3 separate regions of the Homo sapiens genome follow, and all the other regions are linked to region 1. A link is a loop called in an ENCODE intact Hi-C map of the cell type or tissue named here. Cell type or tissue: mammary epithelial cell. All regions are shown on one strand.

Evidence for each region. Hi-C counts contacts between places; a loop is a spot of excess contacts. Peaks named below come from ENCODE experiments on the same cell type or tissue, not always from the same donor. Only the 100,000 strongest peaks of a DNase experiment are listed, where the experiment ranks them.
Region 2: it touches region 1 in a loop (12-fold over the local background); 12 of 110 quality-filtered maps call a loop at or near these places.
Region 3: a loop joins it to region 1, with 13 times the contacts of the local background. A loop is called at or near these places in 103 of 110 quality-filtered maps.

The regions. Positions count from the first base shown.
Region 1 is chr22:44,622,506-44,630,505 of GRCh38, reverse strand. LINC00229 (long intergenic non-protein coding RNA 229) reads left to right here and starts at 5,087. Exons shown (of 5, transcript NR_044991.1): 1 at 5,087-5,189; 2 at 7,783-7,899. It overlaps LOC105373060 (a long non-coding RNA gene), which reads right to left and starts at 6,428. Exons shown (of 2, transcript XR_938301.1): 1 at 6,350-6,428; 2 at 5,714-5,953. RefSeq lists an enhancer at 5,710-6,209. In mammary epithelial cell, CTCF peaks have their summits at 4,097 (motif pointing right) and 6,660 (motif pointing right); no DNase peak of the experiment used is centred here; H3K27me3 peaks cover 376 bases.
Region 2 is chr22:43,878,734-43,886,733 of GRCh38, reverse strand. It overlaps PNPLA5 (patatin like domain 5, triacylglycerol lipase), which reads left to right. Exons shown (of 9, transcript NM_138814.4): 6 at 246-431; 7 at 2,389-2,521; 8 at 5,060-5,176; 9 at 5,849-7,056. The coding sequence ends at 5,939. Among named protein-coding and RNA genes, the nearest start is that of PNPLA5, 9.3 kb to the left of the region's middle. RefSeq lists an enhancer at 2,781-3,511. In mammary epithelial cell, CTCF peaks have their summits at 1,557 (motif pointing right) and 3,465 (motif pointing left); a DNase peak (open chromatin) is centred at 3,503.
Region 3 is chr22:43,988,458-43,996,457 of GRCh38, reverse strand. SAMM50 (SAMM50 sorting and assembly machinery component) reads right to left here. Exons shown (of 15, transcript NM_015380.5): 13 at 7,201-7,347; 14 at 6,052-6,193; 15 at 1-120. The coding sequence ends at 75. Among named protein-coding and RNA genes, the nearest start is that of PARVB, 32 kb to the left of the region's middle. RefSeq lists an enhancer at 109-278. In mammary epithelial cell, a CTCF peak has its summit at 3,118 (motif pointing left); no DNase peak of the experiment used is centred here.

The sequences.
Region 1 (8,000 bases):
GCTCACCTCACTGGGTGAGCTGCTTGCTCGTGAAATGACTGCTCTCTCACCAGGACATGCTTGAAACCCACGCCTCACTGCGTCCCCAGTGCCATTCTGCTGTGTCACTAGGTTCACCCAGTCCCAGTCCATCTCCACAAACTGCTTAGACCCAGGACCCTGACTTACAAAGGCCTTTCGTGACCTCCCCTTTCCAAGACACTCCTGGGACTCTGTCAGGGATACCCCCTGCAGACACAGACACTGAGCTTGGCTTGGCTGGGTGACTGCTGAGTCTCCCAGACAGGATGGGGCCCCTACACACTCCTGGCCCCCTACTTCTTGCGTATCCTTAATGGTACCTCTCAATCTGCCTTAACAAAATTAATAGACTTTATTTTTAGAGCAGTTCTAGGTTCAGAGTTGAACTGATTGAAAGGTGCAGAGATTTTCCACAGCCGCATGGCCCCACCATGCACACCCTCCCCTCTATCACTGTCCACCAGCCACATCAGGGCCACCCAGAGTCCACGGTTTCCATGAGGGGCCCCTCTTGGCATTGGACATTGTGCAAGGACAGGGACCCCCATGGTAGCATCATCCAGGGCAGTGTTACTGCCCTGAGATCCCCATGCCCTACCTGCTTATCCCTGTCTCCCTCTCATTCCTGGCAACCTCCGCTCCTTTCACTGTTTCCGTAGTTTGCCCTGCCCCACAGGGTCGTGTAGTTGGGATCACACTGTCTGTAGCCTTTTCAGACTTGCTTCTTCCACTCGTGAGATGCATTTTGAGTGCTTCCATGCCTTTTTTTTTTTTTTTTGAGATGGAGTTTCACTCTTGTTGCCCAGGCTGGAGTGCAATGGTGCGATCTCGGCTCACTGCAACCTCTGCCTCCCAGGTTCAAGTGATTCTCCTGCCTCAGGCTCCCAAGTAGCTGGGATTACAGGTGCCCACCACCACACCTGGCTATTTTGTTGTATTTTTAGTAGAGACAGGGTTTCCCGATTTTGGTCAGGCTGGTCTCGAACTCCTGGCCTCAGGTGATCCACCTGCCTCAGCCTTCCAAGTGCTGGGATTACAGGTGTGAGCCACTGTGCCTGGCCACTTCCATGGCTTTTCATGGCTTCATAGCCCCTTTCTTTCCCTTCCTTTCTTTCTTTCTTTCTTTCTTTCTTTCTTTCTTTCTTTCTTTCTTTCTTTCTTTCTTCCTTCCTTCCTTCCTTCCTTCCTTCCTTCCTTCTTTCTTTCTTTCTTTCTTTTTCTTTCCTTCTTTCTTTCTAAGTAAACTTTAATGTTGAAAATGGAAACTTGGGGAAGGCAGAAAGATCCCATACAAGGCTGTCACTTCACACTTGGAAGGTTGCACAGCGGCCCAGAGGGTCGGGGGGGCTGGGCAGAGGTGCTTCTCACTTCCCAGATGGTGGGGTGGCCAGGCAGAGGCACTCCTCACTTCCCAGACAGGGCGGCGGCCGGGCAGAGGCACTGCTCACTTCCCAGACAGGGTGGCAGCTGGGCAGAGGTACTCCTCACTTCCCAGATGGTGGGCAGCTGGGCAGAGGCGCTCCTCACTTACCAGGCGGTGTTCATAGCCCATTTCTTGTAATCGCTGAATCACATCTTATTGCCTGGCTGTGCCTGAGTTTATTCACCCATTCCCCTGTGGAAGCACGTCCTGTTTGCTTCCCATCAATTTGGCTTCGTTCAACAGCATTACTTGTGTAGGTGCCTTTCTTCCCCTTGAGGCTCCAGGGCTGGGCTATGGGATGCAGTAGTCTCTGTGACCCTGGGTCATTCAGCAGATGTGCATGGAGTGACAAGGGCTTGGATTTGGGGTTACGCTTCCCGGGTGGGCCCTAAAACCCTCATCGAGACTCAGGACCCCAAAGCAAGGGTCATGGGGGGTGGGGGCTGCCACTGGTGGAGGTGGAGAGAAGGCAGGTAGGCAGGAGCCTGCCAGGGCACCACCATTTGGCAAATGCCAACAAGGCCTGTCCCCGGGAAACCAGTGGGCCTGCCCTGGGAGGGCCTCACCTGGAGTGTCAGGGGGAGGCAAGGCTGTGAGTCAGAGAGGTTCTGATATAGCCGAAGGATGAGTGGGCCGTGGCCAGGGGAAGGTAACAGGTGGGCAGGTGCATGGGAGAGGCTGCCACAGAGGGCACAGCCCATGCAAAGGCCCAGCTGAGGTCCCCAGCATGGCTCAGGGCACCAGCAGCAGAGGACCTTGATGGGTGGGTGACAGGGAGAGGAAGTCCAGGGTGCAGGCAGGCAGGCTGCCCTGGCCCCAGCCCCTGGGAGGAGTTTAGATCCTATACGGGGACCCCAGACATGAGCAGAGGATGTTCAAACAGAGGTGCAGCAGCTCTGATTAACGGTTTTAAGTTCAGGCCAGAGACCAAGACGGTCTGACCTGCAGAGGGGGCTCTGGGAGGCGAGGAGGAGGCAGATGGAGGGGGGTTCAGGAGGGGCACCTGGGGCTGTTGTGGGGGAGTGCGGTTTGCAGATCTCCAGGATGAACAGTCGGAAAGCTCAGGTGTGGCTGCGCCAGGCACTGGCCTCCATTCTTGCTGGCAAGCCGGCGTCTGGCTGTTCTCCATTGCTCCTCCCCTGCCTCTGTCCAGGCCCCGCTCCTCCCCCTACTTTCCTCCCCTCGTGCCCTGTCTCCTCCCTGCCTCAGGTGGGGGCATTGATTTGGTGCCTCTGGGACAGTGATGAGGCAGTGGAATGTTCCTCCTCTCCCTCCTTCCCAGCACAGGCCGCGGTGCCTCCAGGCACATGCATGGGCTCTGCGGGGCCTGCAGGACTCGCCTTGGACACTGAGCCTGGCCAGGAGCTCTGCGACTATTTCCTGTTGAATGCACATGGTCGTCCCAGGGCAGAGGCACCACTGCCCCAGTCTTACGGTGAAGGCACAAGGCCCAGGGAGGTGACGGAGCAGGGAGAGCTGGGAAGGCGGCAGAGCTGAGCTGTGAATCTAGGTCCAAATGCCCGATGCTGCCTCTCTCTCTTTTTTTTTTTCCAGATGGAGTTTTGCTCTTGTTGCCCAGGCTGGAGTGCAATGGCGAGATCTCGGCTCACCACAACCTCTGCCTCCCGGGTTCAAGACATTCTCCTGCTTCAGCCTCCCGAGTAGCTGGGATTACAGGCATGAGCCACCACGCCCAGCTCTACTAAAAAAATTTTGTATTTTTAATACAGACGGGGCTTCTCTATGTCGGTCAGGCTAGTTTCAAACTCCTGACCTCAGGTGATCCGCCCACCTCGGCCTCTCAAAGTGCTGGGATTACAGGTGTGAGCCACTGCACCTGGCCCCGAGGCCGCCTCTTAAGCACGGTGCCCCTGCCCCCTGCCTGGCTTCCTTCTCTCGCTAACTCACTGGCCAGCTGCACCTTGAAGAGGTGGGGCTGGAGGTCCATTTTCACTTCTGAAGGTCACCTGGGGGCATCTCGGAGGCAGAGCTGGGGTCTCTGCCCAGGGAGGCTCCTGTCTCTACACAGGAGGGGCTCCCCGTGGGAAAGGGGATTGGAAGCTGCGTTTGCAAAACCAGGACAGAAGAATAGGACCACCCACAAGGAAGGAAGGGCAGGAGGGAGAGGGTGGTGCCCCTTCCTCCCTGCAGCCTGCAACAGAGCCTCAAGCTTTCACAGCTTTCACCTGAGGAGGGAAGAGCTGGCTCGAGCTTGGCTTTTAGTGTGGGGTCCTCAGGGATGCGATTTGCCTTTTGAATGTCCACCTGGTGGTCGTGGGGTTCCTGCGATCCCTGCAACTCACTGGCTGTATGACCGTCTTCATTACCTTGTGCACAGGGTAAGCTGATAAGTAGTTAACTGGAGAACAGTGGTGGGGAAGGGAAGAAAGTTGGGTTGTCTGAAGCATCCAGGAAACTTGTATCTTCTGCATTGGTCCCCCATGCTTATCCTGACTGGATGTCCCCGTCTCACCCTAACCGTAAAGGTAACCCTAACCATAACCCTAACCCTAACCCTAATCCTAACCCTAACCCTAACTCTCTAACTCTCTAACTCTCTCTAACTAACAACTCTCTAACTCACTCTCTAACTTAATTAACATTATTCTTCCCAGGTGGGTGTGTGCTGCCTTCTCTTCATCAACCACTAGGTGGCAGCAGTGCCCCACAGATCCCATCAGGCCGCCTGCAGGCGGAGACTGGAGAGCCACCGTCCTTCCTGGGGTTGCCTCACACCTGGCCCCCTTCGTGGGCGCCGTCCAGGACGGTTCTGGACGATGAAAATTCCAGCTGTGGGCCCTCCTAGGGCTGGGCTGGGGAAGCCACACCTGCGCCCCTCAGTGTTCCCCAAGGATCACCATGTAGCCCATCAGCAAACCCTTCCTGCTGTGTCTGACCCCTGCCCAGGCTGTGGGAGGGAGGCCCCCAGGTGAGGGGGGATGGCAGTCAGGGAAGTTTCCCGGGAGGAAGGCCCAGCGGGGAGGCGGCCAGCCTGCCCCGGCCGGGGGTGTGTGGGGGCAGCCTGAGGAGGAGGGCTGCATCCTGGGGCTGCCCACATCCAGGACCAGCCAAATAATGAGCTGGCCCAGCCAAGGTGAACCAGAATGGGGGCTCTCCTTCACCAATGACTAAGAATCTCAAGACAGGATGGCAGAGCACTCAACCCAGCGCGGGGTCCTCTGGTCATGGGACCTGCTAGTTCCCTGCACTCCCCTTCCCAAATGTCTGGAGAAATGCTGTCCACAAAGTCTTACCCTCTGCCTGGTCAGCTCCCAGCAGCCCTGCCTGCCCTGGGATGGGCCAGCCTCATCCCCATTTTACAGAGGAGGAAACTGAGGCTCAGGGAGGGGAAGGGGCCTCCCTGGGAACCCCCATCCCTTTCATCTCCCTGGCCTTCTGCTCGTGAGCCACTGTCACTGCCATAGGAGCTGGGGGTTGGCCCTCAGAGTCCCAGGCCAGTCCCCACCCACCAGCGGTGTGTCCCTGCCCATCCGCCTCCTGATGGGGTGTGGAGAGGACCCCCTGGGATGGGTGAGTGAGGCTCCCGGCGCTCAGCGTCCAGCAAGTAATGATGATGATGAAAACAATGACGCTGTCACTTTAACAAACAGCCACTGTTGTTTCCATGACACTGGGAACCTGGACCACCTAGAACTGCCTCCTTCCAAGCGACACTGGGGCTGGCTCCCCATCTGAGCCGTCTGGAGACCCTGTGGCTGGCAGGCGACGCCGTCCCCCCGCCCAGGTGCTCCCAGCCCCCAGACCTACTGCAGCCCGGGAGGGGCTGAGGGTGCGGTTCCCGCAGGGTCCAGGGTTCTTTCTGGCTCTTGGAAGAGTGTGTGCCCTCTGATCCCCCCTAAATCCCACAGGGCCCCACCCTCTCTGGGCCTTCCCCGTGGTTTGCCAGCATGGGGGCCGGCCTGAAATGGCCCTGAGAGGCCACGAGCCCAGCTGGCCCCTCTGTGTGTGCCCAGGCCAGGCCCTTGGGCAGCAGCTCAGGGTACACTGGTGCTGCTGCCGGGCCCCTGCCTTATGACGGTGCCTTTGGGGTCAGGCAGTGGGTGTTGTTCAAGAGCAGCCTCGGGCCCTCCATGTTGCACGCTGACACGGCCTTGGCCACAGCACCCTGTCGGCCCTCATCACCCGGGCTGCCTTTGGGAGGGACAGAGTGTGGGCAGCGCTGGACCCGTGGGACCGTGTGCAGGGGAGCTGCTGCCACCCAAGGTCCCCAAGTCAGTTCTGCGGACTCACAGATGACCACAGCCTGGGGGACTTAAAACAACAGACATTTATTCGATCGCAGTTCTGGAGGCCAGAGGTCCGAAATCAGGGTGTCGGCAGAGCCAGGCTCCTCTGAGGGCTCAGGGGGATCTTTCCTGCCTCTCCCAGCTCCTGGGGGCCCCGGTTCCTTAGCTTGTGGTCCTGTCCCTCTCATTCTTCCTCCATCCTCACGTGGCCTCCCTCTGTGTCTTCTCCTCTTCTGTCTCTTACAAGGACACTGTCATGGGACTTAGGGCCCACCAGAAAAAATCCAGGATGCAATTAGATCCTGTCTCCAAATAAGGTCATTCTCACAGGTTCAGGGGATTAGGATGTGGGCAGTCCCCAGGCAGGCAGGGCAGAACCGGCTCAGACCCTGCAACCCGTCTCCCGGCCCTGTGCCCCTCTGTCCTGGGGGCCCCCCTTCTCCGTCTGTTTGTCATCCACTATCAGCATCCGGAGGGGCTCCCCACCCCCACTCTGGAGGGTCTACTGAGTGGTCTCTGGTGGCCTCCACCAGCCTGGGCCTGGTGCTGAGCTGGCAGCAGAGGCCTGCCCGGGGAACCCCGAAGGGACTGAATATCCTGAATATCACCCTCCCCTTGCTACACCCTGGTTGTCACCAAAGCTCCGCCCAAACCTCACCTCCTCCTGGACACCGTCGCAGACCACCAGGCATGCTTGGGACTCCTCTGGGCTCCCTCTCTCCAGCCCAGACCACTCCATTGTGATCTCAGACTGGGGGCTCACCCAGGGCCCCAGGGGTCTAGCGCCCTGTGCTCCATCCCATAGCCTGGGACCCCCCCAGATGGCCCAGCAGGTGGTGGGAGAGCACCCATCCCTCCCCCCAGCACACAGAGAGGGCAGGCGGGGGCCCTCTGTCCCAGGAGCTTCTCCCCCACCGCTCACTCTCTGTCTTTGCACCGTGAAGACGGCCAAGGGGTGGCGCTCGGGCTCCAGAGCCGCCGTCACTCAGCCCCGCGATGCTCTTCAGCCTGGGCCCTGGTGGCGTGGCTGCCGTCGGCTGCCACCTTACACCCAGCACCCCTACATTTGGAACCCTCTGCAGTTTCTTGAAAAGACCTCCTTCTTGCCTCTGGGCTTTGCACGTGCCGTTCCCACTTTCCTGCTGCCCAGTCCCCCGACCCCCTCCTTCCAGCCTTCTCTGTGAGGGATGGGTCAGGGTACCCTGATGCCCCCGCCGGGTAAGACTCGATTGATGACAGCACAGTCCCACCTCCATGCCCCTGCACACCCCATTTTTCTTCTTTGTGTTTCCTTCTTGTCCCCCAAATTTATTTCTATTTCCTAATCTTCCTTCCTTTCTTTCTCTTTCTTTCTTTCTTTCTTTCTTTCTTTCTTTCTTTCTTTCTTTCTTTCTTTCTTTCTTTCTTTCTTTTTTCTTCTCTCTCTCTCTCTCTATATATATATATGGTGTGTCACTCTGTCGCCTAGGCTGGAGTGCAGCCGTACAATCTCGGCTCACTGCAAATGCTGCCTCCTGGGTTCCAGTGATTCTCCCGCCTCAGTTTCCCAAGTAGCTGGGATTACAGGCACCCGCCACCATGCCTGGCTAATTTTTGTATTTTTAGTAGAGATGGGGTTTCACCATGTTCGCCAGGCTGGTCTCGAACTCCTGACCTCAGGTGATCTGCCCACCTCGGCCTCCCGAAGTGCTGGGATTACAGGCGTGAGCCACCGTGCCCGGCCTCTTTCTCATTTTTCTAATCTCAGCCAAGAAAAGACCTCCTCCCGGAAGCCTGCCCTGATTCCCTGGCTGAGCAGGCTCCCTCTTTCCTTGGAACCCCACCCTGTGGAAGCTGCCCCTTTCTCATGAAGTGGGGCCCTCCGGCCTAAAGTTGGGGTCATGGATGTGCCGGCCAAAGGTCTCCTGGTCCAGATGCCTTCGAGCCCCCACTTTCCCGAGGCCAGGCATGGAGTCTCAGATCTCAGGAGCCCAGTGCCCACCTGGGTGTTGAGCGGGAGTTCAGGGGACACTCAGTGAGTCACCGCCAGACACCAGGCAGCGACGGCGTGATGGAGTGAAGTCGCTGACCCAGAAACCTGTCTCTGTGCAGGGCCAAGGGGGAGCAGGGCTGTGGAGAGCATGACCCCCTTGTTAAACCACGTCTGCCTTTATGCCTCGATACACCACACAGAGAGATGACGGGAGATACCACCAAGATGAGATGCCAGTGAGTCTTACTTTTGTTTGTATACTTTCCTGTATTGTTTGAAATTTTTTTACAATGTTATTTTTATTATCCTATAAATCAATACAATTATTCCCAGCTTT
Region 2 (8,000 bases), 740 kb after region 1:
GAATTCGAACTCTGGATTGTGTCTTTGGGGTCTGGGCTCTGATGAGCCACTCGAAAGTGGGCAGGGAGCAGGGCAGAGCAGGGCCAGGGGAAGGCAGAAGGGAGTCATCCGGAATAAGCTGTGGGTCCGTCCCACAGCACAGTGGATCCCCAGAACTGGGTTTGGGCTCTGAGGGATGTGGGCAGCATGGGGCGCCTTGGGGAGGCTCAGATGCTTGACTTATCCTCTCCCTTCCCCTGACCCAGGACTCACCAAGGAACCAGTGCTATGGACGCTGGTGTCTAAGGAACCCCCAGCCCCGGCTGACGGAAACTGGGATGCTGGCTGTGACCAACGCTGGAAGGGGGGCCTGTCTCTCAACTGGAAAGTGCCCCATGTGCAAGTCAAGGATGTACCCAACTTTGAGCAGCTCTCACCAGAGCTGGAGGCTGGTAGGGACTCTACCTGCATTTGCTCACCTACCAGGGCCCTGCACTCAGGGGCCCGGGCTCAGGGACCCTGCCTTGAAGGCACTCGTGGTCTGGAAGAGGACAGGACTCATTTACTGAGCACCTACTAAATGCCAAGTGTGGTACTATGGGCTTTTCACATGTGGCATCGTTCATTCTTCCCCACAACCCTGGGCCTAGGCATTATTCGTACCCACTTCACTGATGAGGAAACCAAACCTCAGAGAAAGGAAGGGACTCACCAAGGGCTCAGAGCCTGCAACTAGGGGATTTGAACCCAAGCCTGTGCCTGCGAAAGCCAGGTCTTTGCCCACTGCCCCGGAAAGGGCGGGAGTGTTGACAGACATAGGAGAGGCACACACAGAGGGTTCTGGATTCCCCAGATGAAAATGAACTCATTTCATCCTTCCAACAACCATCTGAGGATAGTACAGAATTGTTCTCATTGTACAGATGAGGAAACCATAGCACAGAGAAGTTAAGCGACTTGCCCAAGGTCACACAGTAGCAAATGGCAGAACTAGGGGTTCTACTCGGAACCATTTAGTCTGCCCGCCCGCTGTGTGACTAAATGTCACAACTGCAACAACAGGAAAGTACAGAGTCCCACAGGCACATGTAACGATGGTGGGGGGTGACTTTGAGCAGCATCTAAGTGAAGCTGGAAAAGAGATGTTGGCCAGGCCAAGAGGCAGAAGAGCATCGGGGAGAGGGCATGGCACGTGCAAAGGTCCTGGGGTTGGTGAGGGACAGCCAGGAGGTCCCTGTGGCTGCGGCATGAGGGACAGGCAGCAGAGGTGAGCTTGGGAGGCTGGCAGGGTGGGCAGGTGGTCTCAAAAGCTGTGGGAGGAGCAAGTGAGGTGGGCGGGAGGGGGTGGTGGACCCAGCTGGGTGGGAAGAGGCTGAAGGGGTGGGAGGCTGGGAGGAGAGGGATGGCGGTCGAGGCCAGATCAGGGAGAGTGGGGTGGGCAAGGGGATGAGGAAGGGGGCCCCTTTCCATGCCGGAGACCACACGAGGACGTGCAGAAATGGGCGGGGACCTGTGCGGAACCCCTGAGGTCCAAGCTTGGGATTCTGGAACCCGGCAGTGTACCTGTAGCCACACGGGGGCACCAGAGAGCTGCCTCGGGTGGAGCACCAACTCCTGGGCGCTGCGCCCTCGCCATTTGGGAAGGGAATTGTGAATCTCATCTCTAATCCTCACCTGCCTGCCCAGGGAGGAATGTCCTGCTGGGATCCCCAGTTTATGGAGAAGGAAGCTAGGACTCGTCCTAGGACACTCGGCAGGTGGATGTGGAGCAGGGTCTCTGGCCTGTGCTATCTGTGAATCCTTGTAATCCTCCGTCTCCAGAGGGCAGTGGCCAGAGTGGACGTGGTGGCCTGAGCTGTGGCCTGGGCTGTGTCTGGAGGCTGGGATTTGGGCTCCGGCTCTGTCCCAGCCCAGATGCTGGTCCCTTCCACTCTGGTCAGGTCAGTGAATAGAGCACCCAGGAAATGGTTGCTGCGGTCATAGTTGTGGCTGTGGTTATTAATAACACTGTCGTGTTACTGTTATGAGAGAGTGTGGTGAGAGCATCTGTCCCAGCCTAGCAGGCCACAGACTTTCTAGAGGGGCAGAAGAGGTAGAAACAACTCAGGAGCCTGAGAGTCCTCAAGTCCATCCTGGCCCTGCCACTTCCTGTTGATGGTCCTTAGGCAAGTCACTTCTCCACTCTGAACCTCAGTCTCCTCATCTACGAGAGGGCATACACCCCTTGTCTCACGGACAACGATGAGCGCAGAGCTACCTGCTGGCCTGTGGTGGGGGCTTGCTCAGTGTTGCTTCTTCATCTGCAGAAGGTGGAGGGGGTGCAGTCTCTTACTGTGTGAAATGGGGGGGCTCAGGTTGCTGGCCCACAGACTTCAGGTGGGCAGGGCCATGCCAGGGCTTCTCTTGCAGCACTGAAGAAAGCATGTACGAGGGATCCCAGCCGGTGGGCCCGCTTCTGGCACTCGGGGCCTGGACAGGTGCTGACGTACCTGCTGCTACCCTGCACACTGCCCTTCGAGTACATCTACTTCCGCAGCAGAAGGTAAGGCTCGGCCAGGGGGCCTGGGAAGGGCCTGGCTTGTGGCGGAGACTGGTGCCCATGGCAGGAGGGGCGGCTGGCACACTGGGTGGGTAGGGCTCGGCGGGGTGGGGGGAGCCCGGCTGGTGTCCCCACACTGTGTGGTGTTGACTGCATGACTCAGAGCCTCTGTGATCTCCTCTGCAAAATGAGACTGGTGGAGAAGTGGCATGGTGGGTAGGATTGGAAGTCGGGGGCTTCCTGGTCGGCCTCCTGGGCCCTACACTGTCTCCGTGACCTTTGACCATTGCTCCACCCATCAGAATCTCAGGTTGGCTGTGTGGCTGGGTCTGAGTCTCTTGACCTCTCTGGGCTACAGGTTTCTTTTCTCTTCTCTTTTCTTTCTTTTCTTTTCTTTTTTTTTTTCTGACAGAGTCTCACTCTATTGCCCAGGCTGGAGTGCAATGGCATGATCTTGGCTCACTGCAACCTCTGCCTCCCAGGTTCAAGCGATTCTCCTGCCTCAGCCTCCTAAGTAGCTGGGACCACAGGTGCCCACCGCCACGCCCGGCTAATTGTTTTGTATTTTAGTAGAGGCAGGATTTCACCTTGTTGCCCAGGCTGGTGGCAAACTCCTGAGCTCAGGCAATCCGCCCGCCTCGCCCTCCCAAAGTGCTGGGATGACAGGCATGAGCCACCGCTACAGGTTCCTTTTCTGTAAAACAAGCCCCTTCCAAGCCAGGCCGGCTGTGGTTAGGCTCTCAGTAACATTCTGACTTGCTGGTTAATGTGCCCGTCTGCATCAGTTGTTCATTCATCCCACCAGCAGTTGCTGAGGACCTCTCAGGGGCCAAGGCCTGGCTGGGGGCCATGGAAGCAGCCCCGACGCAGACCCAGCTCCTGGCCTGGTGGAGCTCACGACCTACAAATTATCACACACTCACCTGTAACTACAGCGCCACCTAGAGGTTCCCTGGGAGAGGTCTACACTGGCTTCCAGCTGCACAGCTCAATCTAGGGACTCTCTGGCCAGGGAAGGCTGCCCGGAGGAGATGACTCTTAGGCTATAATCTGAAGGATGAGTCAGCGTCCACCAGGCAAAGAGGACAAGGAGAATGTTCTCGGCAGATGGAACAGCATGTGCAAAGATCCAGAGGCAGGAGGGAGAAAGGCCCATTCGAGGAGCAGGAAGGGAGGCCAGTAAAGCTGGAGCCTCAGGGAGTGTGCCGTACACGACGCAGGGGAGGCTGGTGGGGCAGACGCACTGAGCTCTGGAGCCAGCTGAGCGTGGTCTTTGTCTGGAGAGTGGTGGAAAGGCTGGGAAGGGTTTAAGCAGGGAGGTGTCATGGGGGGACCTGTATTTTCAAAAATTCTCTGGAAGAAGGTCTATGATGGTGAACCACAGGTCTCTGTCCTGCTCAATGTTGAGTTAATGACTGGGTCAGCCCTGCTGTTTAAATTGCCAGTGGCCCAAACCCAGGAGAGAGCTTTCTACCGACAGATTCTCCTCACGCTGAGCTGTTTACGGAAACCACAAGTTGAAATCCAAAAGTATAAATGTAAAGTCCAGTTTTCAGTTAAAAAAAGAAACTCATTGTGTGAGCCCCAAAGGGGAGCCTGCCCAGACCACAGGGAAGTTCACTCTTGGCATATTTCACAATACATATGTTCAACACATAGGTTGCATTAATAGAGGCAGGAGGTCCAGAGCAAGGGAGGTGACAGTCCAGCTTATGTCTTGCCGTCACACCACACTCTCTGGACTGCATGCCTAGTTTGAGGTCTGGTGTAGGGGCCCCTCCAAGGGTGCTGTGGTGCAGGTTGAGGCCCTGCAGTGGCCAGTGTCTGAGGTGTCCGGCCAGGGCTTTCTCAGGCCTGGCCCCACAGGGCTGTGGCTCTGCAGACAGACTCATGCTGTCTCTCCTCTGTGCTGGGATAACACGCAGTTCCAAGGACCCTGAATCTGGGGCTGGCTCCATCATGGAGGCAGTGGGGAACCACGGGGACATCTTGAGCAAGAGGGGGCTCTGTCAGCTGTTTTCGGAGGGCCAGCAGCTTCTGAGAGGAGAGTGGACGAAGGGGCATGGGGTAGGGAGGGCAGGGGCTAGCTGGGAGAGAAGAGAGAGAAATGGACGGCGATAAGGAGGACATTAGGAACTATGGGTGAGGTGACTGTCCTCATTTGACAGGTTCCCTGACCTGTGCAGGTCACCCAGCTGATGGGCAGGGAGGCTGGGCTGTAGCCTCAAGCCAGCCTGACCCCAAAGGTCCACCCTCTCCCTCCCTGCGCTTCCTACTTGTTTCCTCTGGAGTCAAGGAACCTAAGGCCTGGCCACCTCTGCCAAGTTCAAAGTCCATTTTGGATCTTTCCAACCCTGCAGGTGTCCCTGTGGCTCTGACCTGCTCTGCAACAGTGGCCAACGCTGCTGGCCCTTCTTCCCTAACCTGGGCAGCCCTCAGGAGCAGGGCTCCCGGCTGTGCTCTGGGCCTATGGGGAGGGTGGGCTTGGTGGGGCCACACCCCAGGCTCACCTGGGCAAAGCTGACCTGCCCCTTCCTCCAGGTTGGTGGTGTGGCTGCCCGATGTGCCGGCGGACTTGTGGTGGATGCAGGGCCTGCTGAGGAACATGGCCCTCGAGGTTTTCTCCAGGACCAAGGCCCAGCTCCTTGGGCCCATCAGGTGAGGTGGGCAGAGGGCAGGGATGGAGAGGGGGTGGCTGTGCTGGGGGGAACGCACCAGCTGCTTCCCTGGACCCTGGGTAGGCCGGCCATGCCATCTGCCTGCCCACCTGCTTACCTGCGTCCCTCTGGCCTACTCATGCAGCCATTGGCACGTGTGTTGGTCACTGCTGTGCGCCCGACCTGTGCTAGACGCTCTATGACAGTCACCTTGGTCAGTCTGCATGACCTGCCAGGTGCAGTCACTGGGCCACCCATGGGACAGGTGCCTCTTGCGGCTTCACCAGCTCCCTGCCAGTCCTCCTGCCATTGTTCCAGACGTCCCCACGTGACCTTGGACGAGGCTGGCCCTGTGTGTGGTCTGGCCTGCAGTGGCCTGGTCCCTCTTCTCTGACCAGCCCTCCAGACTTGGGGGGTCCTGTGTGGCCCTCCCCCACCCACTCGACAGTTATCTGTTTAGCAGGGACATCAGTGCAGTTCTCTGGGGAGTGGCCATCCCAGGACCTCCCTGACACTTCCAGCTCAGCCACACTGAGGTCCACATGTCCTCCCTCAGAGCAGGATTTGGGGGAAGAGTGACCTGGGTTCACTGTGGCTGCGCCTGCACCCACGTGGTTTCACCTACCCTTCCCGAGCCCCAGGCATTTACCCGTGGCTTCTCCTCCCTCCACAGCCCTCCGGCCACTCGCGTCCTGGAAACAAGCCCCCTCCAACCCCAGATAGCTCCTCATAGAGAGGAGCTCGGGCCCACCCACCAGGCCTGAGGGGGCCGAGCAGGGCCAGCCCAGTGACTGGTGTCCCTTGATTCCTGCTCTGGCCTTTGTCCTGTGTGCCCACATCTGCCCCAGCGGGAAGAGGCCCTGCCAATCTCCGTGGAGACCCTGCAGCTTGGAGCCCGTTCCTTGGGGCGCAGCCTGTCAGCATGTCCCCGGTCACTGTGTACCCAGGTCACCTGCCCTCCCTCTTGCCCCGTCTCATCAGGGAGAGAAAGGAGGACAGCCACAGAGACACATGTCTTACTTTCAGAATTTCCACGGGGGGACTAGGAGGGCAGCATTGCTGGGGAGAGGGGCTCCTGTTCTGCCGTGGAGCTGCCCACGGAGCACCTCACAGAAGATTGAGAAAGTGCCTGATGCCCGCGTCAGAGACCAGAGGAGCCAACTGAGATGATGGGGTGGGGGTGCTCCCCCCAGACTTTCTCAGTCCTGCAGCGGCCCTTGGGGGTGACCCCCGGCATCTACCCCACTCAGGAAACCTTGACTTCTGAATTCCTATCAGGTCCAGAGGGTGGAAGGCCCTGGCAGGAAGCAGGAGGAGGAGGAGAGGGGGGTCCAGGTCTTTTCAGGATCCCAGCTGTGGGTGCTTCTGTTGGGCCCAGTGGCCCCTGCTATCCCCACAGCCTCATTCCTGCAGAAGGTTTGTGACGTAGCTGTGCCTGTACCTGGGGCAGAGAGGATGCCAGGGACACCAGGCCTCTGGCCTCTCCACGAGTCACTGCTCTCCCCATTGGCAGCACGGGACCCATGCTGTGCCCCCGGCCAGGCCCTGAGGAAATGCTCAGCCTCAGTGGAGATGGGGAGGTTAGAGAGATGGAGGCGTGAGTGAGAACGGGAAGCAAAGGAATACACGTGGGAACTAAAGAGAAAAATGACCAGCCTGGGCAGCATAGCAAGACCCTGTCTCTAAAAAAAATAATAAAAACTTAGCTGGGCATGGTGGTGCATGCCTGTGGTCCTGGCTACTTGGGAGGCTGAGGATGGAGGATCATTTGAGCCCAGGAGGTCGAGGCTGCAGTGAACCGTGATCACGCCACTGCACCCCAGCCCAGGCAACAAAGTGAGCCCCTGTCTCTAAATAAATAAAGAGACAATAAGCCACTCATTCATTCTTTCATTCATTTATCAGCTTATGCTTAGTGAGTTATAGGCCCTGGAGACACTGCCTTGAAGAAACCTTACATTCTGGTGGGCGTGCGGGAGCAGATGCTGAACAACAAACGGGAAAATGTAAATATGAGATTTTTCCAGGAGTGGTGGGGCCGTGAAGAAAACAAGATCGTGTGAGAGTGAGGCAGGGTGGGGGTGAGAGCAACATTGGCCCGGGTGGCCCAGGAAGGCCTTCCTGAGGTGACAACTGAGCTGAGACTGAGGATGAGAGGCTGGGTTTTGCAGGTGAAGGCAATGGCAGGTGCAAAGGCCCTGGGGTGAGACTGAAGGAGGGAAGGGCCGGCAGTGGGTGGGGGTCGGGGGGAGCAGGGCAGGCAGGGGCTGGGTCAGGAGGGCACTGTTGGGGCATGGCGAGGAGTTTGGTTTTGGGGAGCAAATGTGAGAAAAGGGAGCAAGCAGAGGAAAGGAGGGCCCAGTGCTGCAGTGGGATTGGAAAAGGAGGAGGAAGGGGCAGACAGTGAGCATGCAGGAGGCTGTCCCCTTCCCTCCAGGACCCCCTGGGTCTGAGCAGGACTCTGCCCCTCTGGCCATCTCCTGGGTGGGGGCAGGTACGGACGCTGTCCCTGCAGCAGGAAAAGGCTGTCCCACTTGGAGCCAGGTGGTCCGCGGCGGCTCCCACAACACTGTCTGCAGAGCTGGAATGCTCTATGCACTGCCCCCACCCTCAGCAGCTGGGTTCGGGATTTCCTCCCCCAGTGCAGAGGGGAGACCTGGCCACCTGGGTCACCAGGTGAAGGATTTAGAGGCCTTTAGGAACATTCTTGCTCCCTGTCCTTTGTCCCTTGTCACGGACACAGGCCTCCATGCCCACAGGCACTCAGCCTCCCTTGATCACCCCTCCCTCGTCAGTTCTTTACATAGCAGGGGCTTTGACCTGTG
Region 3 (8,000 bases), 630 kb after region 1:
CCTCGAGAGACGGTGTGTGGCATGGGCGCCTTGCTGCTGCCCCAGTCCCAGAGCTTCTCCTGTAGGGGTGTCGGCTACAGGAACCTTATCCCAGCTCCAAACTGGACGCCATCACATATCCTAAAAAAAGGGGAGAGATCAGATGCGGCGGCCGCTCCGCCAGCCCTGCCATCTTCACGACTCACTGAGCATGCGCCTCTCAGAAGGTGCCGCCTCCGCTTCCTCCTCCTCCTGCTGCCTTCCTGCCTGGCTGCCGGCCTCACCCTCACCGGCCCCGGCTGCTTCCTCCTTTGCTGGTTAAGAACCTTCACCAGCTGGTTAAGCCCTCGGAGAATGGAAAAGGGAAAGAAGGAGAGACCCAAATCCTCCTGCACTACTCCCTCCTCACCTCCTTCACGTTCCCCTCTCCGGACGGAGAGGACAGAGGGCCGATGAGAGGCGGAGCAGGGAGGGAAGGAGCCGGAAGGACAAGGTGGGTAGTGAGGATGGAGGAGAGGCAGGTGGACAGAACTTAAGGTCCGCCCGGCCCCCAGAAGGTCCCGGGGCTTAGGAAACCAGCAGTACCCACAGCCCTACAGGGGTTTAGCCTGACCACCTCTTAGACCTGCTCCTGACCCCAGGAAGGAAGGATGCAAAGGTCACATTGGTTGCCATATCTGTTATGAGCTGACCTTCTGCAGGTGTGACTCCACACAGTGGTTAAGAACCTGGGAACAAACCACCAGACCCATTTTCAGAGAGGAGCAAAGAGGCTCCAGTCACACGGCTGAGAAGTGGCAGGACAGGACTCCAGACCCGGCTCAGGGGCACCCACAGGCCTTGTTCTTTCCGACACACTGCCATGCACAGCTGGGGGGCAGCCTGTCCCCCTGACAGCATGCCTGCAGCAGCTCTGTCCGCCTGGAGCCTGTGCATGGGGCAAGGCCAATGCTGCCCATTTGGGACAAGGTGGGCCTAACCTAGGGACCTCAACTTCTGGGGAAAATGATATTCAGACTCCTACACAGCCGCAGCCGGGGCCAGGGAACACAGCCTTTTTGCAAGCTGTGGGCAATTTCTAGAAAAGGCCAGCAAGAATGGCTCCTTTATTCACGACGCCCGTGCCCTTGCCCAAGCTGAGGATTTGGAGCACATGCACACCGGCGGCAAGTTTTCCTTTTCCAACCTGACTCTGAGCAAGAAGACACAATATCTGATCCACGAAGAGATTCAACACAGATACTCACAAATGCTGCGCCGGCCTCCTGCAGGATGAAGGGTGCTTATTAACCAGCCCCGGCACTGCAGTCCTCTCACCAGAAGCCAGGACTGCAGCCCCTTCAAGATTACAGTAAGCCACATCCATGGCCTTAAAACACCAGAATCCACATCAAAACCCGGGCTGCATTTGTACCATTTAGTTGTGTTCAGATCTGTTTTTAGATTGTACACTCTCAGCTCCTTCAAACTAGTCTATACCTACATTCGCTACTTAGAAAAATGCCTGAACATAAGCTAGGAGCTAAAAAGGAAGTCAAGCTCTTGGCATATGTAATTCAGAAAACAAGCAAGCATTCTAATAAAGGCCTGTCACTCTAAGTACAAACAAACAGATTAAACAACTTCACAAGCATAGGTTTATGCTCAGAGACCACATAAACATGTCACAGAACAAAATACCCACTGCAAACATTCAAAGCAGCGCTGCGAAGTTCCACCAGACCAGGGGCAAGCCAGCCTTGGCATCCTCCAGACAGCCCCAAACATCCACCTTCTGCTGTGCACCCCACGCTCTCTCCCTCCCTCACGGCCGCTGTCTTGGTGCAGGGCTCCTGGTCATCTCCCACCTTCTTCTCACCCAGCACTGCCACTGCCGGCACAGGGTCTTGGAGTCTGATGTTCAAAGGCTTCTGACGAACTTGGACTCTGAGGCTGGAGGCCAGGAAGCACCCAGCATGGGGTGCTTTAGGAAGGTCATGCCAACAGCACCCTTGGCGCCTTGCACCCCACCTCCCACCACACGCCAGGAGCCTCTCCACCTGGCTCTCACTTCCAACACCAGGTGCAGTTGTAGTCATGGGGACCTCAGCGGTGAACAAGGCAGATGAAGTCCTGAGCTCAAAGACCCTGGCATATACCCAAGGGGAAAAAGGTCAGCGGGGCTGGAAGGCAAAGGCGTGGGAGCTCAGGGCCTGGACCTCCCCACTCCCCCTTCTGTTCCTGTAGGACGCGGTTCTGCCCGGTGCCCGCCGACAGCGCACACCTGCACAGCTTTGCTCCTGCCTTTGTTAGCCAGGACCACTGTCCCTGCGTGTCTTCTGCAAGCACCTGGCTGTCTGTCCTCTAGGAAGATTCAGCTCAGGGACCTGCTCCAGGGGGCCCTCTCAGCACCCTCCCCAACAACCAAGATGATCCACTTTCTTGTCTTCCTGCTGCTAACTGTGAGCTGCTCTCCCAAGCGAGCCTGCCTGATTCAGCCCTGTGTCTCCAGAGACCGGACTCCTAAGACACAAACTGACAGAATGCTGTTAGATCCCAGAGACAGTGGTGCCACAAATCACTTGCGACATAACAGTAAGCAAACATCTCAAAACTGTTTCCTTCTTTGTGAATGTCTGAAGTCCTATTTACAGTGTGCCTGCCTCAGTTATGGGGGAAACCTGTGGATAATTTCTACACACACGATACCCCATCCTGCCAGCTACCAAATTTTAGAAATGAAGATTAAATCTGGCAACCTCACTCCAACTTCACGAAATTCCAATATTGATGACCAACCTCAAACAAGGCCTCACACTGAGCGAAAATGTCTTCCACACTCGGGGTGCCAGGCTGACCCCGTTCAGAGCTCACTGTCCATAATAAACATCTGAACAGCTGCCACCTGGCCTGGGGGCAGAGGCACTTCCTTATAGCCTGGTCTTTAAATGTCACGTGCTTAGGATGCTGCTTCCTCCCGGAATAAACCATATTTTGAAATTAATCTCTGAAACGTGTTTTTTAGATTTAACCTGAAGAGACGGAAGTAAAGCTGAAAGGTAAATGTAACCACTTCATATGAAAATTATTTCAGAAAGGGTCAATTCAACAGAGCTCCTAAAAGCCGCGTTGACTTCTCAGGGCACACTGACACCCAGTGGCTACAAAGAGCACTGCAATGGTGGTGATGGCAGCGTGGGCTGCCCAGACCCTCCCTGCCCGAGACGTGCACAGTGGCGGGTCCCAGAGCAGCAGGGACTGTGTCAGAGAGCGGTATCTAAAGCTTCCCTCGCTCCAACGCCCCTCCAGCCCCGGGCCTGCAGTCAACCACTCAAAACCACCCACTTAAGCTAGGTGTTGGTGCAGCAGCGTCACAGCGCCTCTGGGGCTACCTGCAAGGATTCAAATGAGAACCTGGCTGTTAGGCCAGGGAGCCCAACACTCCCAACTGCAGAGGGAATAAGGGCTTCATAGAAAGAAACTTGCAAAACCAGCCTGGTCTGCTGAAGACAGTAACGGCGTGGAGTTATCTGATGCAGTCTCGCTCTGGAAAAAGGTGCCCACTTTTTCACTTTATTATCTCCAAAATCAGGATGCATCATCCCATCTATGGCTTGTCACAAACTGTTAGCTGAGATGATGTGGAGGGGGAGGGGCAACACCTCCCACAGGAACCTGTTCCCTTGTGTGAGGGGCTGGCCACGCCGGGTGTATCAGCAGCAGAGCAGCCCAGGAAAAATAACCACTTCCCAACCCCAGGCCAGGCGGTGCGCCAAGGGCTCTGCATGCAGTAACTCACTGAGTTCTCCAAACTGCAACAGTCACCATCATGATCGTCCATCCTCTGGGCATGAAAATGGACACCCAGAGAGGTTTTGTGACTCACCCCGGGCCACACAGTCACACAGAGTGGCCAAGCTGGGCCCCAAGCCCGGGTAGCTGGGCCCCCAGGCACACATGCATGCAGCCTGCGTGACTACACCCTTTCCAGCTTGGGCTTTGTGTGGAGAACAGGAGAGGCGTGGAGGGGAATGGGAGCTGGCGGTTGTGGGAGCAGCCGCCGCCATCTCTGAAGGCCCTGTCATCAGTAGGGAGCCGCAGCAGCCTGGCAGCCCCTGCCGTGTCCCCAGACGCGGAGCAGATGCTGAAGGGCCTTCTGGCAAGAGTGTAAGGAGCAGATTCCGCTGAAGCAATAACCGTAAAGGACCTGAATGACAGACGCAGACTGCACCTGAGAGGCGATGCTCAGAAACACTTGCGAATGCGGCTCCCCTTTACAAAGCACCATCCCCTACATGCTGATGCGGAAGACGGAGAGAGTAAAAATGATACAGCATTTCCTTCAACTGGCACAAACTACAACCTATTTGAAACCGGGTTAAGCCTCCAACAGCACCACCATTTGGTGGCAACATAAAGGTAGACACAAAAATGAAGAGAAAAAACAGGCTGGGGTGCTGTGAATGCATATACAAAAATAAGAGACAGTATGAACACTGTTGTGGACTGAACATTCATGTCCCCACAAGATTCACATGCTGAAGCCCTAACCCTGACAGGATGGTGTTGATACCTGGAGGCAGGCCTTTGGGAGGTGCTGAGGTGCAGACGAGGTAACGAAGATGGGGCCCTCGTGATGGAATTAGGGGCCGCATAAGAAGAGGCATCGGGGCACTGGCCTGCACTCTTCCTCCTCCAAGTGAGGACACAGTGGCAAGGCTGCCATCTGCGAGCCAAGAAGAGAACCCAACAGCAACCAAATCTGCCAGCACCCTGATCTTGGACTTTCCAACCTCCAGAACTGGCAGAGTATGAACATCTGTTGTTTAAGTCACTCTTAAATACTCCATGGTATTTTGTGATGGCAGCCTGAGCTGACCGAGATACACTATAATGAAAACACGTCTGAATCTCTTAAAATTTACACAACGCAGCTGGGTGCGGTGGCTCATACCTGTAATCCCAGTACTTTGGGAGGCCAATGCGGGCAGATGGCTTGAGCCCAGGAATTCAAGACCAGCCTGGGTGGGCAATGTGGTAAAACCCTGTCTCTACAAAAAATACAAAAATTAGCCTGGTGTGTAGTCCCAGCTACTTGGGAGGCTGAGGCAGGGGGATCACTTGAGCCCAGGAGGTCAAGGCTGCAGTGAGCCATGGTCAGGCCATTGTACTCCAGCTGGGTGACAGAGAAAGACCGAGTCTCAAAAAAAAAAAAAAAAAAAAATGCCGGGCGTGGTGGCTCATGCCTATAATCCCAGCACTTTGGGAGGCTGAGGCAGGCAGATCACGAGGTCAGGAGTTTGACACCACCCTGACCAACATGGTGAAACCCTGTCTCTACTAAATATACAAAAAATTAGCCGGGTGTGGTGACGCATGCCTGTAATCCCAACTACTCAGGAGGCTGAGGCAGGAGAATCTCTTGAACCTGGGAGGCAGAGGTTGCAGTGAGCCAAGATCGTGCTATTGCACACCAGCCTGGGCGACAGAATGAGAGTCTGTCTCAAAAAAAAAAAAAATTTTACACAATGCATGTAAGAAATAGAATTTGTTTATATAACTGTGTAACTAGCCCTATACCATATTCACCCATGTAACATTTAGGGAATCTTTCCTCAATAAAATAAGGGGTGAAGAAAAGCCAAGAAGGTGGGTTCCTCTGCTGTAGAGAGAGGGGTTCTCAAGATCGTGTCCTCTGTGGTCAGGAACAAAGCTTCACTCACCCCAACTTTCCTAGAGACCCTGGCCTGCAAAGTCAACTGCTCAAAACACTGCCTTCTGTTTTCAGCACACAGGAACCAAATCACCTGTCAATTCCTCCAGCCAGACCCTGGCAGGGGCTCCCACTACCCTGGGAACAATAAGCACAAAGCACCTGAGGGAGGGGGTGGGAACGCTTCACACCTGCTCCTCCCAGCTAGATGGAGAAAAACGCAAAGGAGGAAAATACATGTGTTTTCATTATTTTGCAACTATTTAATTCTCTTAAAATCTTCAAGCTTAAAAGCCACTAATGAAATTAACCACGTCCAAAACAAAATAAAATTACTGGAGAGTGGGATGTGATTGTGGAAAATAATTCCCAACACGTACCTGTCGCCTGTCTGTACTCCCATGGGGACGCAGTAATTAAGTTCCAACCGAGCGATGTTGCCAAGCCTGAGGACAATCCCGGCCCCGTACGACCAGCGGATGCACTCAGCCAGCTTACGAATATGAGCTTTGGGGCCCTCCCCTGAAAAGAGAAAGACCTGTGAGCAACAGTGCGTGCCCGTCCTTCCAAGCTCTCCCAGCTCTCCCAGACAAGCCCTGGCTCCCCCTGGCTGGGCCCTGCAGTTGTTTTTAAAGCCAGGCCTAGAGATTAGGGAGGATGCATGAAGTGAGATTAGGACCCAGGTCAAGAGAGGACTTGGAGCCACACTTACTCACATCCAGAATGAGCCACGCCTTCTCAATTCTTTGGGCCTGGCATATTCTGTTCCCTCTGCTTAGAATGACTTTTCCCCATCCCCTGACCACCTGGGAAGCCCCACTCTGAGTCTCAGCTTGGAGACTTCCATGCCTTCTAGGAAGCTTTCCAGGCACCCCTAGCACCCAGGCATCTGCTGGGAGTCTCTTCTGGACCTGAACTCCCTGAGGAAGGCACCCAATCCTACTCAGCTCTGTGGCCATCATGACTTGTTTATTAAATAGACAAACAGATTTTTCTTCGTAAGGGCATTAGATGATTATTTTTCTTGTATGCTTCATTCGCTCAACCAACCACTTAATGCTGGGCATTATGTTAGCTGTTGTAAGAATTTTTTTCAAGTAAGGCACAGTCTCTAACTTTAATGACTATGTAATCTAAAAAGACAGACATGGCCTGGCACGGTGGCTCACACCTGTAATCCCAGCACTTTGGGAATCCAAGGGGGGTGTGGATCACGAGGTCAAGAGATCGAGACCATCCTGGCCAACATGGTGAAATCTCGTCTCTACTAAAAATACAAAAAATTAGCCGGGCGTGATGGCACGCGCCTGTAGTCCCAGCTACTCGGGAGGCTGAGGCAAGAGAGTCACTTGAACCCAGAAGGTGGAGGTTGCAGTGAGCCGAGATTGCGCCACTGCACTCCAGCCTGGCAATAGAGCGAGACTCCATCTCAAAAAAAAAAAAAAAAGACAGACACCTCTTTGTGTACTGTGCTTTTAAACATGAAAACAACTGTACTACAATGGTTTCTTGAATAGCGCAAGTTTTACCATAGTTGAGGTTGCAGAGGTTTCCTGCGTTGAGAAAGAAGTGTGTTCGGAAAAGTTCTCCAAAGCCACCCTGGCCTGGCCGGAAAGGTAATGGGGTGTAGAGGTGCAGGCCGCCGGCCCAGTACGCTTCTCCACCTAGGTAGTCTCCTAAGCAAAGGAGGGGTGCAGAACAAAAACAAGGTCCGACAAGGTTAACATCACGTTAACTTTCCACAACTTACAGAAGCAAGATTTCTGTCCTGTAAACAACGCCACACAGTGCTGGAGTTTGCAAGCAGCTGTTCTTCTCATTCCTGATACTGATGGCCTCATTTTAAATAATCTTTCTTTTTCTCCTGGTTTGTTTCACACCTTGATTTAACTGAGGAGGCAAACAAAGCCAATGTCGTTGAGGAAGGAATGCACTCTGTCATTCATCGTATCTGTGAAATGCTTTGAAGAAATGAGTCTCATGACAATAACTTTATCCACAAATGTAGATGACCAACTCACTTCCACCTGCAAATGAAATGCATTATTTTGCCAAATTTTCGAGAGCGCAATAGAGACAAAATGCAGAAAGCGTCTCTGCAGTGTGTGGAGACAGCTGCACATGATTAATCAAAAGGCAGAGGCTGCCTGCCACCCACTGCACAGCGAGACCAGGTTCCAGCTCAGTGTCTCCAGAGAAGAGACAATTCTCAACGGTTCATGACCGCTTGGATTTAGGTTACTTTTGCCAAAGTGTAAGCCTATCCACTGAGAGCATGTATTTGCATATTTCTAAAAACGTTCCTGTCCATTCCATTTTAAACTATAAA